2 separate regions of the Homo sapiens genome follow, and region 1 is linked to region 2. Evidence: chromatin loops called from intact Hi-C (ENCODE). Cell type or tissue: endothelial cell of umbilical vein. All regions are shown on one strand. Links, peaks and the distances in the headings refer to the core of each region. The heading gives the core; the rest is flanking DNA.

The links. A loop is a pair of places that touch in the nucleus more often than their neighbours do. Peaks named below come from ENCODE experiments on the same cell type or tissue, not always from the same donor. Only the 100,000 strongest peaks of a DNase experiment are listed, where the experiment ranks them.
Region 1: a loop joins it to region 2, with 2.1 times the contacts of the local background. A loop is called at or near these places in 5 of 110 quality-filtered maps.

What each region holds. Positions count from the first base shown.
Region 1 is chr3:149,604,006-149,613,576 of GRCh38, forward strand. All of the region lies in intron 2 of WWTR1 (WW domain containing transcription regulator 1), which reads right to left. Among named protein-coding and RNA genes, the nearest start is that of WWTR1-IT1, 43 kb to the right of the region's middle. RefSeq lists an enhancer at 617-1,307. In endothelial cell of umbilical vein, for the core only: no CTCF peak of the experiment used is centred there; DNase peaks (open chromatin) are centred at 2,146, 3,886, 5,866, 8,666 and 2 weaker places; H3K27ac peaks cover 8,000 bases.
Region 2 is chr3:149,549,103-149,558,673 of GRCh38, forward strand. All of the region lies in intron 3 of WWTR1 (WW domain containing transcription regulator 1), which reads right to left. Among named protein-coding and RNA genes, the nearest start is that of TM4SF4, 79 kb to the left of the region's middle. In endothelial cell of umbilical vein, for the core only: no CTCF peak of the experiment used is centred there; DNase peaks (open chromatin) are centred at 4,819, 5,219 and 5,969; H3K27ac peaks cover 3,562 bases.

The DNA.
Region 1 (9,571 bases), core at 704-8,703, 55 kb after region 2:
ATTAAATATATTCAAAACACAGAAACTTTTTAAACTCCATAAATAGTAGTAATACTATAAGTAGTAGTACATGAAAAATAGTTTCATATTACATAATATGCAAAGCATTTTTGCTTTTGATTCTCTTAATATTTATTTCATGCTCCAACCCTGTAAGATAAGTATTATCCCAACTTTATAGGCTAAGGACCTGAGACCTAGAAGTTAAATAACTGGCTTAAAATCACACTGCCAACACTGCCAGACAATGGCTGAGGCCTCATTCCCTGTGACAGGGCCACCCCCTCACAGCTCACTGCATGCACACCCCACCACATCCCGGGAAGGAGCTTGCACAGGACTTTAAGGGCACATGACTTGGCTTCCATCTCTACTCATCATCCAGAGATGCTCCTTAGCTAAAAGAGAAGTTAATCTCAGGAAATCAATGCTAGCAGGGCCAGGTTTTACTCTTAGGGTTCTATCTCAAATTTTAGCTACAATTTAGAAAATGCAGGAAGTGAAGGAAGGAGGTCAAAGAAAGAGCCCTGGGACTTCCAGGAGGGCCAGGTGCTCCTTGTGTCACAGTTGCTGCTACAAGGGCTGCCTTAATCCCTAGTCCCCTAGCCCAGCCCCATTCCTCCCAGCCCACATGCTGACCAGCTGCTCAGTGTTTCTCTGTAGGGTATGTGAGGGGCAGATGCAGGCCAGCCCAAGGCTGCTGGCCTTCCGTGTGCTGCCCTTCCTGCTGAAGCGGTACTGGCCCTTCTTCACACCCTCCCAGTCTGCTCAGATCAGACACACTGGCAGGCCAGAAGGCAGGTGGGAGGACAGGTGCCAGGAAAAACCAGGCATAGAGAAAGGCCCACACAGAAGCTGAAGCCATACGTTCTGCATTCTTACCCATGGAGCAAAGGAGGGAAATGTCAATGGAAGGCTTGAGGTGCTGAGGTTCATGGTCACCTTATCCCTTGGATTTCAGGGTAGTGAGATTCATGGATAGGCTTCCAAGCCTGTGCACTGAAGGAGGGAAGGGTCACTAATTGAGAAAACAAGTAATTTAGACAGAAGGAGCAGCACTAAAGGTCCAGAGGCCGGAGACAGCACAATACACAGGAGAAACTGTAAGATCATCAATATGGTTGGAGAGTGGAGACCTGGTCACAGGGCCTCTCATAAGCTAAGGCATTTGAACTTTATCCTAAATGCCAAACGAGGAGCTTCAAAGCACATGCATAATTAAGACATCTGTCTTTTTAGAAAATCACTTTGGCCACAGCATGAGAGTGGATCAGAGGAGAGTAAGACCAGCTACCAGGTAGGAGACCAGTTAGAAGACTATTGCAGGAGCACAAGCAAAGGATGACCTTTCTAGTGTAGTGACCTACACTAGAAAACATAGACAAGGGAGCAGGTTATGGAGGAAATGTATGAGGCGGGACTGAGAGAACTTGGAGGACTGGATGTGATAGGTGAGGAAGAAATAATGGGTGAGGCAGTAATTTGAGCAATGTGGTTACTGAGTTCCATAACAACGGAGAAGGAGCAAGTTCGAGAGTGAGATAATGAATTTGCTTTGGACATGTTGCCTTTGAGGTGACTGTGGCGCATGCAAGTAGACGTGTTTAATGGGCAAAAGAATAGGGTATCCAGCACTCAAAAGAAAGATTTGTGCTAGAGATTTAGACTAGGGACTTATCACCATACAGTTGCTGAAACATTTTCTCTAGTTACTAAAATGTGGTCCCGAGTTACAGACTCCCTCAAGCCCCAGCCACCCCATGAAGCTGCTTTCTTACCACTAGTTAACATTCTGAAGTCCTCTCCTGAATCTAATATCCTGTCCAATACCACTGAGATACTGGAGAAACAAGAGAACACAGCTATAAAGACAAACAGGTACTGTCACAGGTGGCATACTGCTATGGTGTGAATGTCTGTGTCCCCACCAAATTCATATGTTGAAATATAACCTCCCAACATGGGGCCTTTGGAAGGTAGTTAGATCATGGGGGCAGAGCCCACATGGAATGGGATTAAGGCCCTCATGAAAGAGGCCAGAGAGAGCTTGTTTATCCCTTCTACCATATGATGACTCGGGTAGAAGGCATGATCTATGAGGAATAGGCCCTCATAAGACACCACATCTGCTGGTGTCTTGATCTTGTACTTCCTAGCTACCAGAACTGTGAGAAATAAATGTTTGTTGTTTCCTGAGCCACCTAGTTTATGGTATTTTTGTTATAGTAGCCTGGACAGACTGAGAAACATACTAATTATTTCATGCATATGTATTTTCCTGTCCCATTCCGCTTTAAGCGTTTCAGGTCAAAAATGTGTCTGCTATATGCCCTGGGTTTCTCTAAGGCAGTCTTGGTTTCAAACATTCTGGCCCTATGCATTCTTTTATCATTAAAATTTCTAAGAAATCCCAGCATTTCCTCAAATAGTAACTGACCAAATCTAGTCAGTAAACATTATAATATATAGGTCATGAAACACTGAGGTCTACAAAAGATACACAAAACTATGGGGTGAGGAAACATCAGTATTTCTCACTAAATTACACGAATAATAGCTTATATTGATATAGCTTCTTTTGTGAGGGGTGGGTAAAATACCACTTATAGGCTCATTCAAACCAAGTGCTGAGAATAGAGTGATGGGCAATACACACTCCGCCTTCATCCAGCTTCTTGTCAGATAATGACATAAACAATTACAGTTGCTCAGAAGAAGTAAGGATGCTAACAGGGGAAACTTCAGTCCACATAAAACTCAGGGAAAGCTTCCATAAAGAGAAGACCTTTCAAGTTGAGACTTACCAGGAATTAACTAGATGATAAAGGCAGAGAAGGAAGAGATTCCAAAGGGCGGCAAATGTGTGTGTGAAAGACCTGAAGTCAGATTTAACTTTATTCAAAAAGAACTGCGAGGCATCCACTCTGACTAGAAGCAGAGCAAAGCCGGGGTGGCCTGGAGGGGAGTGATACACAGTGAATGCTTTCGCTATTGTTGGACTATTGGTTACGGTTATAATACTACTATTACAATGGTATTTTTTTATTTGTAAAGCCCAAAAATGCCACCCTCATAAAAGCAGACAAAACTCATGATATCAAGGCAAAGCCATGACGCAGTTTTAACAGATATTACTATTTTCAGTTGCTTTTACTTTTTGAAATATTCATCTTTTTTAGTATTCATTGAATAAATGCATGTGAAATCTTTTTTTATGAGGAGAAATGTGTAACATAAATATAAATCCACTAATGCTGCTTAGAAGACTGATAACACGGGTTAACTTCAGTGACCTTTGAGAATTTGACATAGTTCTTTTCTTTTTTTGAGACAGAGTTTCACTCTGTTGCCCAGGTTGGAGTGCAGTAGCGTGATATTGGCTCACTGCAACCTCCACCTCCTGGATTCACGCCATTCTCCTGCCTCAGCCTCCTGAGTAGCTGGGACTACAGGCACACGCCGCAATGCCCGGGTAAATTTTTGTATTTTTAGTAGAGACAGGGTTTCACCATGTTAGCCAGGATGGTCTCGATCTCCTCACCTCGTGATCCGCCCGCCTCGGCCTCCCAAAGTGCTGGGATTACAGGTGTGAGCCACTGCACCCAGCCTTGACGTAGTGATTTTCTAAAGAACTTACTGAATTGATCTTCCCTAAAGTTTTAAATTGATTGAAGTACTTTCCAAATTAACTAATATAACTAAAACGATAGAATTCATTCTTTGTCAGTGAGGAATCAGAGTTCTCTTCAATGATTAACAACTTTAGGCGACTGCAAAAGTCAACAAAGACCTGTGTGACTGTAAAATTTCCTCTGGTAATTCAAAAACATTACTCAGAGATTTCCCAAGAGATAACTGAAACAAAAAAAGAAAAATAAGTAATGAATAAGTACACCTCCTCTGAAAAGTACGAATAAAACCATCTACCTAGCATCTTCAACAGGAGATTCCATTAGAATGCAAGTTTCGTGAGGGCAAATAGTTTAGTCTTCAAGGCCTAAGCCAGTGCCTTGAAGTACATGGTAGGTACTCAAGAACTATTTGTTACATGAATGAATAAATAAATGAATAACTAAAGTAACTGCAAAAATCAATATCTGATATTGTTGAATTCTGAGTATAATTATTCATATACATTTATTATTTTTAATAAAAATAGTGTAAATGCCTAATTGCCCATTATATTGTTTTTATAACTTCAAGAAAGACTGCACAAAATAGAAAAAAAATTTATTTAGAATACTAATATGTACATTTTTGTATTGTAACTACCCTACCATCTGTTTCACACACATGCACACACACAAATGTGCACACACACACAACCACCATCACCAGAGCCTGCACAGTTAGCACATATTAGTTTCTCAACAAATATCTAAATTTTTTTTTTTTTTTGAGATGGAGTCTTGCTCTGTCACCCAGGATGGAGTGCAGTGGCATGATCTTGGCTCACTGCAACCTCCATCTCCTGGGTTCAAGCCATTTTCCTGCCTCAGCCTCCCAAGTAGCTAGGACTACAGGCATGTGCCACCACGCCTGGCTAATTTTTTTGTATTTTTAGTAGAGATGGGGGTTTCACCATACTGGCCAGGCTGGTTTCGAACTCCTGACCTCAAGTGGTCCGCCTGCCTTGGCCTCCCAAAGTGCTAGGATTACAGGTGTGAGTCACCACGCCAGGCCTAAATAATTTTTTAAAAGGTAAATTGCAATAATTATCAGAAGAAGAACCAAAACACAAGTGATAAAGGGTCTAAAACGTTAAGATCAGTCAAGTGGCTCACGCGCTATAATCTCAGCACTTTGGGAGGCCAAAGCAGGAGGACTGCTTGAGCCCAGGAGTTTGAGACCAGCCTGGGCAACATGGCAAAACCCTGTCTTTACAAAAGAAAAAAAATAGAAATAATACAAAAATTAGTGAGCTGTGGTGGCATGTGCCTGTAGTCCCAGCCACTCAGGAGGCTGAGGTGGGAAGATTGCTGGAGCCTTGGAGGTAGAGGTAGCAGTGAGCCCTGATCACACCATTGCCCTCCTGCCTGGGTAGCAAAGTGAGACCTTGTCTCAAAAAAAACCTAATTAATTAATTAAAATAAAATGTTAAGCTCTACACGAAGCCCTAGAAGTCATCTAGTCCAACTTCATCATGTACCAGATGGGCAGCCAAGGTCCAAAGTGCCATTCAGCTTTACACTAACAGGGCAGGGACAAGAACACTGGACTCCTCAAAGCCATCCAACTCCACCAGGAAATTTTCTTCACAAGTTTGGGTTAGCTAATCATAATCGGATTACCTACTAAAAGGTACAGAATGTGTAATGTGTTATCCACTACACCTCCCCACCTAAGAAATTATTGCGCTAGTTCACCAGGATAGGGTCAGCAAACTATGCCCTGCACCCAAATCCTACCCACTACCTGTTTTTGTACAACAGGGAATCTAAGAATGGTTTTTACATTTTTAAATAATTGTAACAAATTAAAATAATACTATTTTGTGACATATGAAAATTCAAATTTTTGTGTCCATAAATACAGTTGTATTGGAACACAGCTACTCTCATTTGTTTCTAAAACTGTCTATGGCTGCTCTCATACCACAACAGCAGAGCTGAAAATTTACAACAGGGACTTTATGGCCCATGAAGTCTAAACTATTTACCTCTAGCCCTTTACAGAAAATGTTTCTCGACCTTTGCACTAGGAGATAGCTAATGTGGCTTTAGTAAGTTTCACCTTCAAAAGAGCCAGGGTTGTCCCCACCAACTTGCAGTCACTCACATGCTATTTCCTCTTCTTTGATTACTGAAACTCCACAGCAAACTATTGTTTTTACCAGTCACCCAGAAAACGAAGATAAACGTTTCCACAGAGGAAATAATAACCTTCCTTTTCCAAGGTCCTCCTCTGCCTCACGTCCAGTGAAATTAAAAGCAATTCTTCATTCACAGGGGTTCTGTGTCATTTTCCCCAACAGAATTCAGAGGACAACATTAATTCACTTTTACAATGAAGGGCTCAGGCAGAAGAAAAGTAGCTAGTAGTGAGTTTATCCTAAGAAAAAAAGGAATGTTTAACATTTTCTGGAACGGAAAGCATTTTTGTTTTCCCTTGAGATGCTATTCTTTCTAACATCAAATGCAAACTGCCATTATATACTATACATCTTCTAAAAATTGAAAATCATAATATCCATACTTAAATTTTCAACTTTCCAGTTTTCCAATTACAAGCAAAGTACCAAATTCATACCTGCTCAGTGTTGCAAAATGATTTTAAAATGTAATGATGTTTTTGTTTGATTTTGTTTCATAGTATTTTCCTCTACCAATGTACAAAACACTCCCTTGTAACAAATAAACTAAGAAAATCGCATTCCCAGGGCCTTGGGAAATAACTTTAAGGGTGTCTCTGTTCACTTACATCATGAACCCAGCTCTTATGCTCCTAAAGTTACAAATGGCCACTCTTCGTTTTAATAGCAGATTTAAAGAAACCTAATGTTAGTTCAACACGGGTAAACAGTCTCTCACACAGTATAAATAAAGAATTCTTTGAGTTGTAAATAGTAGTTGCTCAAAGAAGTGGAAGGGTGGCTGAGGAAGACAGAGAAAAGATGCCTTCTCTCCTCTCTTTCTAGCAGGGCAGGCCAGGGAAAGGAGGCAGGACGCCAGAAGGCTGGAAGAGCTCAGCCATCCAGAAGGACAGCAGGGTTGCCAACTTCTGAAAGCAGCCACCATTCATTCACTGTTCACTCATTTGTCAAACATCAACTGAACACTCTCCTATTTATACAACATCCGGGGGACTCAAAAGAAGAAAACAGCCTGGACACTGCTGTTCATAAGAAGCCTTACTGTCCAGGCACAGTGGCTCACACCTGTAATCCCAACACTTTGGGAGGCCAAGGTGGGAGGATCGCTTGAAGTCAGGAGTTTGAGACCAGCTTGGGCAGTGAACCAAGACCCCATCTGTACAAAAAAAAAAAATTTTTTTTAAATTAGCTGGGCATGGTGGTTCATATGCCTGTGATCCCAGCTACTCAGGAGGCTGAGGTGGGAAGATAGATTGACCCCAGGAATTCAAGGCTGCAGTAAGCTATGATTGCACCACTGCTCCAGCCTGGGTGACAGCAAGACCTCATCTTTAAAAATAAGAATAATAGTAAAAGTTTTTAAAAACTTTTTTTTTAAAAAGAAGGCCACTAACATGCAGGTTAAGGCAAAATGTACGCAGAACCAAGAAAGCTGCGTAGCAAGACAATGACCCATGCCAGGGGTCAGCTAACTACAGCCTGCAGGCCAAGTCTAGCTGGCAGCTTGTTTCTGTGAATAAAGTTTTATTGGAATATGGCCACACTCACTTATCTATGTATTGTCTACAGATGCTTTCACATTACAATGGCACAGTTGAGTGGAAGCAACAGAGACCATGTGTCTGGCAAAGCCAAAAAACAATCTGGACTCTTTCAGAAAGTTTGCCTATCCCTGACATAGGCCAGAGAGGGATCAATCCAACTGGAGTAATCAGAGAAGACTATATGAAAGAACTGACATTTGATCTAAGTTTTGATTACTCAACGTTTCAAAAGGCAGAAATGGGAAAATCATATTGTGAGGGGCAGAATGGCCAAGGCGAGATGAGTCTGAGCAATGAAAGGACTGAATTTGAATGGGGTACAGGATATGAGGTGGGGAGTTGTGGCAAAGTGGCTAATGATACCTACCCAGACTACATGGTTTAACAGTTAATAACATAGCTCCAGAGTGTTTGCTAGCTTACTGGAAATGTCATTCCCCTTTTCTCTAGCTTCCTTCACATTTATGGCTAATTCCATAGCTCACAAATATGTTTGTTCACTGATTGATTACTGTGATCAATCAAAAGTTTGCATGTCAGTTTAATTTCAAAAACACTTCTATTTACATTATTGCCTAGACTTACATTTAATCCTCAATCACATCAGACATTACTATTCCTACTTGACAAATGATAAAAACTGGGCAACTCACCTCATGTCCCATATGGCGTCAGGGGCAAGAGACTGGCTTAGAACCCTGGATTCTCCAACCCATCTCATGACCCACCTTAGGAAGACACTCATATTGGAAAGGTTACCACCTGGACTGTATTCTAGACCAGAAATTCTGATAATCAAACACCAAATAATCAAACAGGAATGCTTTTTTGGGGCATATCCTTGCTATACCTGAACTGTGGCCTGATAGTAGCTCAAAATCCACATCAAAGACCAAGTTCGAGGTACATTCATTTTATACTTAATGAAATCTGGTCAATTCACATAATTTTGTTACAATGGGCATTGGGTAAACGTTCTCACAGATTAACTTAATCCATTATAGGAGGGGAAAAGAAAAAAAAAAAAACTCCACCTACCAGTATATACTTTGGCAGTTGGATCATCATTATTTTGCACTGGAAACCTAGAACCCTTAAGAGAAAGGTATCATTTGTAATTAATTTTCCTGTCCTTTGTACTTGTAAGTAAACAGGTGGTGTTCGGATGAGTCCCTTAAAAGCCCCTGTTGCCTGCCAATTAAGTAATAATATTTTCTTTTCAGGGAAGTGCCATAAAAGAGACTCTAACATCTTGGGTCACTGAGTACTTCCTATGCAGGAGGATATGAGGCTGCAACACTGAATTTTTCCACCAGCAGGATATTCAATGTGATGAGTAAATTAGCAATTAGCATGGAAAATAGGAGTTATTCTCAGCATTTGTCATATGAGAGATCAGAATTCCTGCACTCGTCACGTCTGTATAAATGGTTTCTTTAACCATGAACATCGTCTCCTCTTAACTCCCTCCCCATGTCACTCCACTCACAATCCACCTACACTGATACCTCAAAACATCTCTTCCTACACAATTTTTAATGTTTTATTCCTTTACCTGCTTGCTTTACACAAGCCTGTCTAGAGTCCTCTACAACTAAATTATTTCCATCATCGTTAACTTTAGAACACGGTTCCAATGCCAGTCTGAAAACCATTCTGAAATATCCAACAGCTCTTCTTCCAAAGTGCAGGTGGGTAGGCTGGCAGCAGAGCAGAGATGGCTTTTTATACTTTCAGGATCATAAGGGGAGAGACTACACTCTGCTAGTGTTTTGTCTTCCAGCATCCACCATCTCCTAGCCTTTCCCAACACCCACCTCTTAAAACCTGGGCAGTCTCAGAAGGCAAGACCAGGAAATGTAAAGGCACAGGACCAGACAGAATCATATATGAAAGCCTAACACAGCTTAGGGGACTGGCCTAGGAACTATGGCCAATTATCCTCTCTCTTGGCCTAATGAGATTATGTCATGAAGATGAGTACCACTCCCTACCATCAGTAATGAGAATGCAGAGGCAAGACCCAGGGACCAAGGAAAGGGTTAAAGACAAGCAGCAAGATGAAGGGTAAAAGCTTGCTGGTTCAGAAACATTATCTATCTGCCCCTGACATACTCATCTCAATACAGCCAATCTCCACTCCCGGCATCTCTTCTTTGATTTACTAACTTATATTCTTTTGTTACTTTTTTATTTTTATTTTTGGCAGGGTCTC
Region 2 (9,571 bases), core at 1,034-9,033:
TCAAAATCATTTATGTAGACACACCATGCTCAAAGGCCGGGGGGATGGGAGGCAACATAACTGCAAATAGTGAGTTCATTCCAAAGAACACAGGATTGAATGAGTGGTGGCTGATGGGAGTTGGGGGGCAACATTACTGTGCAAAAACTTGGAAGATACTACCTTGGCCAGGTGATCAAGGTCAACATTAACAGTGACAAGTCATGATAATGGTGTGCACCCTTGATGTGATGTAATTAGAATAACACTTTATATCTGTAGTCTTCCTCCAAAAACCTATAACTCCAGTCTACCTAAGAGAAAAATATCAGACAAATTTCAATAGAAAGGCATCTTACAAAATACGAAAGCAACACTCCTTAAAACTATTGAGGTCATCAAAAACAAGGAAAGTTTAAGAAACTGTCACAGCCAAAAGGAGCCTAAGGAGATATGATGAGTAAAGGTAATGGGGGCTGAGCGCCATGGCTCACGCCTGTAATGCCAGCACTTTGGGAGGCCGAGGCAGGAGAATCACTGGAAGCCAGGAGTTCAAGACCAACCTAGGCAACATAGTGAGACCCTGTCTCTACAAAAAATTTTAAAAATTAGCTGGGCATGGTGGCATGCATTCGTGGTCCCAGCTACTTGGGAGGCTGGGGCAGGAGGATCACTTGAGCCCAGGAGGAAGAGACTACAATGAGCCATAATCATACTATTGCACTCCAGCCTGGGCAACAGAGTGAAACCTTGTCTCAAAAAAACAAAAAACAAAAAACAAAACAAAACAAAACAAAAAGGTAATTTGGTATTCTGTATGGGACTCTGGAACAGAAAAAGATATTAGATAAAAACTAAAGAAATCTGAATAAAGTATGGATTTAATAATAACTGGCTCACTAATTATAACAAATGTAGCATATTAATGTAATACACTAACAACAGGGGAAACTGGGTGAGTGAGTGTATAGGAACTCTCTTCTCAATTTTAATATAAAACTAAAACTGGTTTGAAAAACAGCAAATTTTAACGTGCCCAGTGAATACCAGGAACTTTGCTGGCTACTCTCTTTTTAATAGTCAATATTAATTTAATAGTCAATGGTTGGGGTATGTACAAATGGACACAATCTTTAAGAGAAAATCTGGTCTATAATGTGTCCCAGGGGAATAAATAGATATTAAGCTAAAACTTTTTAAATTGCTTCTAGAAGTGTTCCCTGGTCTAATAAGACTGGGAAATGTTGGGCTAAAGAAAGTTAAAATAATTTATTTTATTGGAAGATTTGTCAGTCTTTAGAGTAATAGGGGGTACCAAGACTTTCTGAAAGAGATATATGAATTCAACAACTCGTTTCTCAAACTTGCAAGGCTGATATTCTTCTGGATAGGAATACTAGGAAATGCTGGTCCACTGTAACTCAGTGGATGTCTTGGCAGAGTACTGAATTATAAATTAAATATGAATGAATATTATATTAAGTCCCTACTGTGTGCTTAGCTCTTTAAAATTAATTAAAGAAGCTGTTTAGGACACGGAGCCAGAGAAGGGAAAAAAGCGGACAGGGAATGTTGAACAAAGCAGTTTCATGTGCCTAGAATGAGGGACTGCTGTTCAAGATACAGAGTAATAGAAAAACAAAGCAAAACAAAATACAGGAAAAGCAAGGGTTATAAAAGACTGCTTGAATATCTGCTGACATTTTCCATAAGCACGTGATGATTTAAAAAGAAAATTTCAAAGATGGCTTAACTTCCGTATCAGTTTTCACAGGTAGTTAGCAAAGCCTTGCTAAATTAACTTCAGTTACATATATTCCAAATTATCTATCTTTTAGTTTTTTTTTTTCTTTAAAAAGCTTGCTTCTATAATAAAACCACATCAACTATTCCAAATAACACTTCTAACATCATCCTTTAAGAGTAGAACAGGTAAAGCCGGCACGGTGGCTCAGGCAGTAATCCCAGCACTTTGGGAGGCTGAGGCGGGCAAATCACCTGAGGTCGGGAGTTTGAGACCAGCCTGACCAACATGGAGAAACCCCATCTCTATTAAAAATACAAAATTAGCTGGGCATAGTGGTGCATGCCTTTAATCCCAGCTACTCGGGAGTCTGCGGCAGGAGAATCGTTTGAACCCAGGAGGCAGGAGGTTGCGGTGAGCCAAGACCACGCCATTGCTCTCCAGCCTGGGCAGCAAGAGTGAAACTTCGTCTCCAAAAAAAAAAGAGTAGAACAGGTAGAGGCTGACATTGTTTTTAAAACTTGAATGCAGTCTCTTCAAAATAGGTAAATATGCAACATTCAAAGGCATACACTGGGTAATACACTTGATATGGCATCTGGGAAACTTCCTCCTTGGAACAAGTGTTTAATTCAGTTTGATATTTGGGCCAGTAAGTTCATATAAACTTCATCAGAAACACTTTCCAGGAACCTAAACCCAACATGAGAGGGGAGCATAAAAGCTTCCAAAAGTTAGAATGCAAAGCTTTACAATCACCTCATTCTCTTCTTCTCTGTCACAGAGGGTGACCAATTATCCTGGTTTGCCTGGGACTGAGGGGTTTCCCAGAACACAGGTCACAGTGCTAAATCTGGGAAAGTCCCAGGCAAATGGGATGGTTTTTCACTCCAGGCCTATGGCCATCCATAGACCTAGGGCTAACTCAGGGCAGCAGAACTCAAATTTCCTATTTCCACCCTAATGCCTTCCCTTAAAAAGAGAACCAGGAGCCAGTACAAAATGACCTTTCATTATTCAGAACTGTCAGGCTATCCAGATTAGCTGTCAGTGTGTCCTCCTTGGATTAAAAATTGGTGGTTGTCCTTTTGTATCCATATTATGTGATAATTGGAATGGGAATATTACATACTCATTTTGTCTGTAATTTTTGAAGGAAATCAAGCACTATTTATGACATTTATTTTATGACTGCATTATATCACCCATAAACATGCACTTGGTTAAATGCAAAAGTCAGGAAAACCTTTCCTGTTGGACTCCTGGTTGAGCCATACATCTGAAGTAAAGCTCTTTTAAGAAACATTGAACTATTCTCTTCCTGTGATTTGAACTAACTCTCATGTTCCTGGACTTGTGCTCTTTATAAACAAGACCTGGGAAAGAGCAAAGTCTCCCCCTACCCCTCAGGACCAATCACAATGATATGGATCTTCCTTTCTTACAAAAATGGAACAAAAATAATTTTAGTGCATTTCAAATCTGATTAAGGCACAGAGTAGGCACTAAATACATTCTCCCCAAAGTAAGGTTAAGGGAGGTTAGAAATTGGTAACAAAATATCAGTTCCATTTATAGCAAGATGATCATCATAGGCTTTTTAAATTTCAAATAGAAACATAATCAAGATGAGAACTGAGAAAAAAACTGGCAACGCCTCACCCATAACTCATCTTCTCTAGAGGATGCATTTTAACCCTTACCTCTAGAGTTTCATAGGGGAATATCCAAAGGGTACCACATTCTAGTTGCTGCTTCCTCTTACTTCCAGAGCATAGTTGCCTGCTTAGCCCCATTTCATTCTGAGTTTCACACATGATTTACAAACTCATCACTTTCCCCACAGCACTCATTATAGGTGAGGGCCATGTATTTACCCGAGTTTGTGCTATCACCATAGAAATTCAGGATAGAAGGGTCTTAGTCCATTTAGAGCAATGGTTCTCAAACTTTTCTTTAGTAGTAGAATCCTTCTCCAGAGCCAAGTGTACGGCTTGAAGCAGAGGCTATCCTTATGTCCCAGGGTTCTTTCATCAGCTGAGGAAATTAGCACTTAAAGTCAGCACCTTTGACTGTCTTCTCTAAATCATCTTGGTCTTGCTTTCACTCTGCTTTCCCTTCAGGCATTTCTCAAGTGTCATGCTGAAACTTTAAACAAATGTTTAAAACACATTGAACAGGGCCCAGCTTTTGGAAACTGAACACTAAGGTTAGCTTCTGCTCACATCCCCCTGAGATTCTAGCATGGGACTTTGGGACAGACTTTAAAACCAATGATTTAGACTAATTCAGTTATTTTAGAGATGAAGAATATTGGAAGATTAAATGCCTCAGCCCAGATCTCAGGAACAGGCTGCGACAAACCTAGGAAACCCGGAACGCCTGCTAGAATACTACAGCTGGCATCAGCTGCATGGATCACCAATTACTGCCCAATGATCACCAACGGATCACCAATCACTGCCCAATCCTTTTTCGTAGTCATCAAAATATACGTGATAAGTTAAATTTGGTGATGAGGCCAAGTAGTGTTTCCTTTTCCCTATTTCATGAAAAAGTCTAACAGACTATTTTAATTAACTTATTTACTTTAAAATGATGGGATCAACGTGAATCGCATGTTTTGATGACACCATTTGTGTGACCTCACTTTATAGAAATGGTAGAGCATTTTGTTCTTCAATCCTCCAAAAAAAAAAGACAAAAATCAAATAAACTTTGAAAACTCACATTTCATAATTTAGAAAGGCTTATATATGGGAAGGAGAGGTGCTGCCATCAGCCAATGGTAGACCTTCTGGCCATAGAGGCTTTGTGGGAATAATGATATGCAACTGAAAGAAGCAAGCCAAAACATACAGGTGTAAATCGTTTCTGACTTATGTGCAGACCCAGCCACATCAAGCTTTGAAAAATATTTCAGCATCAAGAGTGTCTGGGTGCAGCTGCGGGTCTTTTCCTCTGTTTATGCGCCGTCCATGGCTTAACTCATGTGAACTGGCCAACGTCAGGTGTCACGCAGCCCTGTCTGATGGAAAACATATGTCTACAGAGGTAGGAAGAAAAACCCAGCCACAATCCAGCCTTGACTCAGTCACGATACAATGAAGGGAAAAAAAGGGCTGCAGACGCGTCTCTCGCCCTCCTTGTGTCTCTCTCAGCTCCTGCCAACAATGAGCCGCTTGTTTCTCTTATTTCCCAGAAACAGTATTAGCCATCCAACAAGGTCAGCAAAAAAAAAGCAGCTTTTCACTTCAGGGTGCATTTGGTTCCAAAAATCTGTAAAGTATTAAACCGAGAAGTTGTACTATCCCAACTTCACACTGAGCCCTTTATTCCAATTCTGGGTGAGAATAACTGCAAGGAAATTTCTCAGCCGGCTCAGTTGATAAGGCACAGAGCTCTGGAATATATGTTGATTCAGCCACACTTTCCCAGCTTCACTGTTTCAAGCCTTAAAACCACTTCCAGGTGCCCCAAAGCTTGCCAGATGGGCCTCCGGTCCTCCAGATGCCCCAAGCCTGTCTAGTTTTAGACTTGTAACCCAAGCTTCGTTTACTTCACAGGAAACCCTGAATTTTTAGCACCAGGAAATGATTTTCCTACTTGCTATCCTGCCTGCCCATCCAAACAATAATGTAGTCCACACACCAGTGTGCAAGTATCTAGGCAACTCTCCTTTTTCAGGTGTAAAATAGAAATGCCTGTAACACTGGCTTTTATATTTTCATAATAACTGCATTACCCCAAATGTATATTTTATTGGCATTTAAAGGATTCAGACATTAGTTCTCATCATTATAATATATCCAGGGAAGTCTAGGGAAAAAAAAAAATCACATCTTTCTGGCAGGCTGATTTCTTCTGGATCCTTTTTCCTGTAAAGAAAGAACTCTTTCTTCCACCTAAAGCAGCATCAGAATGTGCTACTCTGACTCCATTTGATTGCAGGGATATCTCAAGATTTATCACAAGTGGCCCGTGGCAGGAAGCACCTCTATGGAGTTAGTGAATTTAGAAAAACAATTATCTAGCCTGTGAAAAAGAGGAAATTTAGTTATTCACTTTGCTGCTTCACAAAGTTGTCCTTGTGATTTTGAATATAATTCCATGGTTGGGCAATAGCAGTACAACTACAACTGTTTTGTTATCTTCAGACAATAGGTATACTTTTATCCAGCAGGAAATGGAAACTCTGATTCATGCATTTATTTTTCTTTAGTCAGTAGAGAGTTTATTGTAGCTTTTTATTGGTTAGCTTTCCTGAATCATTTTAAAACTACTCCAGGTGCGAAGTATGGCAGTTGCCCAAGCTAAGAGAAAACGAATCTACAGCTGTGTTCCACACGGAATGGAAGAAAAGTTGCCAGCGTGAGTTGCTAGTTTTTAATGTGTGCATGTGTTTTTTAATAGCATGCCCTTTTAGTAAACATCTTTATTATGGAGATCATGTAACAGATACTAAGATTCCAAGAGGTAGTCAAAAGACTTGAACGATTCATAAAAGAGAACATGCAATTAGTAATAAAATATGGCAAATTATCAGCTTCGTAAGGAATCACACTAATGCAAATTAAAGAAACAGCCTTTTTCAGCAATCAAATAAGCAAAAACAATAGTGTGGTTTAGGTGCTTTGCATTGGGCCAGGACCACTCAGGAAAAAAAAAAAAAACGAAAGAAGAATGTAACCAGGGGTAACAGGATTAGGAAATCTGGTAGAAGTATATGCCAAATTTTGGAAACCTGTATAAATATGCATTTCATTGAGGACTGTACCCATATATCTTATAGGATTTCTAGTGACCCCCAAAAAGTTAATTACCTTTGAAATGAAAAAGTATTAGAATATTAACAGTGGTGGTGTTTCGCTTATAGAACTATAGATGATTTTTTTTCTTTCCAATGATCTACGGTTCACCTAGCTATTCATTTCCCCTGTTTCTAGGAAGTAGAGATACAATGATGAACAAGACAGCAAGGTCCCTGCCCTGTAGGAGATTATCGTCTAACGAAAAGACAGGCTATAACAAATGTACAGAATAATTTTAGTGATAAGGGATTTGAACAAAGAAATGTGGAGCTATTTTAGGCAGGGAAGTTAAGAAAGGCCTCTGTGAAGCAGTGATGTGTGCTCTAAATCTGAATGAAGTATGGAAATCAGGGTGGGGGACAAGTACAAAGATCCTAAGGTGGAAACTGTGAGCTTGGAGTACTTGTGCAAAATCAGAGCAGCCCATGTGGCTGAGGAGCAGAGGGTGAGGGGCCGGGACCAGGTCCCTTGAGGCCTCTTGCCTGTGGTGAGCACTGTGGTTGGCCTCTATTCCAGACTGATAGAAATCTCCTTCCAGCTGACTGCCTGGACTGCATGGGAAACTGCCAGATTATTTCACACTCTATGGTAAAATTTAAAATTCTGAAGAAATCCAGAGACTCTGGGGGCACACAGTGAAGTGAGTCAAAAAGTGTGAAGCAGGCCGGGTGCAGGGGCTCATGCCTGTAATCCCAGCACTTTGGGAGGCCGAGGTGGGCAGATCACAAGGTCAGGAGTTCCAGACCAGCCTTGCCAACATAGTGAAACCCCGTCTCTACTAAAATTACAAAAATTAGCTGGGTATGGTGGCACGCGCCTGTAGTCCCAGCTACTTGGGAAGCTGAGGCGGGAGAATTGCTTGAACCCGGAAGGTGGAGGTTGCAGTGAGCCGAGATCGCGCCACTGCACTCCAGCCTGGGAGACAGAGTGAGATGCCGTCTCAAAAACAAACAAACAAACAAACCATGAAGGAAAGAGGCCACTCCTTGGGATCAATGCCTCTCGGTTTGTTGTCTCTCAGCCCTGTAAAGTGGTTCAGGATCTTTGGGAAGGAAAGGAATAAGGTTTGGGGCAAGGATGGGGGAACAGACAGAAACCAAAGCAGCTCTGCTTTTAAACACTTACAAAGAGGAGATTCTGATCCCAAGCAAAACAAAATAAAAGCCTGTAGCTCTAAATTTTATTTGAGAAGGTGTGTCAAAAGGAGCTTCCTTCTTAAAAATGAAAACAAAACATACAACAAAAAAACTACAGTTCTGGATTTTCTAAATGTTATCCTTGAATCAAAATGCATATGTAGTATACACTCATTTTGGTCTTCTGTGAACACTGGCTGGTGCTCTGAGATCATGCCACTACCCAGTATTTAAAAAGACTATAGAAAACTTCCCCATAAAACTCCTAGTGTTCCCTACTGGAATCTTCTTTTTTTTTTTTTTTTTTTTTTTTTTTGAGACAGAGTTTCACTCTGTCACCCAGGCTGGAGTGCAATGGCACGGTCTCAGCTCACTGCAACCTCCGCCTCCCTGATTCAAGCGATTCTCTTACCTCAGCCTCCCAAGTAGTTGAGATTACAGGCGCCCACCACCACGCCCAGCTAATTTTTGTATTTTTTAATAGAGATGGGATTTCACCATATTGGCCAGGCTGATCTCGAACGCCTGACCTCAGCTGATCCGCCCGCCTGGGCCTCCCAAAGTGCTGGGATTACAGGCGTGAGCCACTGTGCCAGGCCACTACTGTAATTTCTTTTTTAAGGACATTGTCCCCTAGATCACAGAGTCTAGATGACTTACGGGGAAGTACAGGAGAACTCCCTCTTACATCTCTGTGTCTAGAAAAACTACATTTCTCTTCAACACCATGAAAGCCTTTATCTCTTGAGTGATCTGACTCCTATAACAGAGCATATTATCTTCTTTACAAGATCCCCCAGGAATCTCACAGCCAAATCTGTAGGTACCTCTAGCAACCACACAAGGCCCCATGGTATGCATTTTTTCCCTGGCTTTTTTTCTCAGCCACAGTCCTTTACCCCAACTTAATTCAATTATTTATTTTTATCCTTTTGAATTACATGTTTTGGCCAGGCACAGTGGCTCACCCCTGTAATCCCAACACTTTGGGAGGCTGAGGCGGGAGGATCACCTGAGGTCAGGAGTTCAAGACCAGCCTGGCCAACATGGTGAAACCCCATCTCTACTAAAAATACAAAAATTAGACAAGCGTGGCGGTGTGTGCCTGTAGTCTCTGCTACTGGGGAGGCTGAGGCACGAGAATCACTTGGACCAGGGAGGTGGATGTTGCAGTGAGCGGAGATCACGCCATTGCACTCCAACCTGGGTGACAGAGCAAGGCTCCATCTCAAAAAAAAAAAAAAAAAAGAATTATATGTTTTTTAAGATGCAAGAGTAGGGAACAAATGAATGGAAGCATCATAATTTCATTTTAAAACTACTCGTGTGTCAGTCACAGATTGCCCTCAATGAGAAACTTGTAAACCTGTGAATGGGCCCCAAGCAGTACACCTGCCAGTCTAGGACTCAGAATGAAGTGAAGGAGAAATGGGTTTTTTGTGGTCTTGAGTCACACTGAGACAGTCAACTGCTTGTGACTCTAATAAACATAGCCTACCTTTTGTAAATAAATTAAAAAAAAAACCTACCTGTGTGTATATAGCTGCACAGATATATTATGTGTCAAATAAATAATGTTCTGTGAAGCTTAACTGAGCAGGTTGGAAATTTTACTTGTTAGTCATCCCGAGGGGAAGAGTTTACATGATTTTAGGCCATACCTTATAGAGACCTGGTAGACCAAAAAGCCTTTCCACATATTTCATTAGCTTTACAGAACATATTCATTAGAGGAGCCATTTGGCACAAGCATGCTCTGCTGCCCCCACCCCACCTTCCATAGACACTACCTTCATCAAGTGATCAAAGCTAATGTCACCTATAGTGGAACAAATCGTGTGCCTCCTGATAGGATTCAATGAGAAGAACACAACATCACTTCCATGGTATTCCTGCCAAAA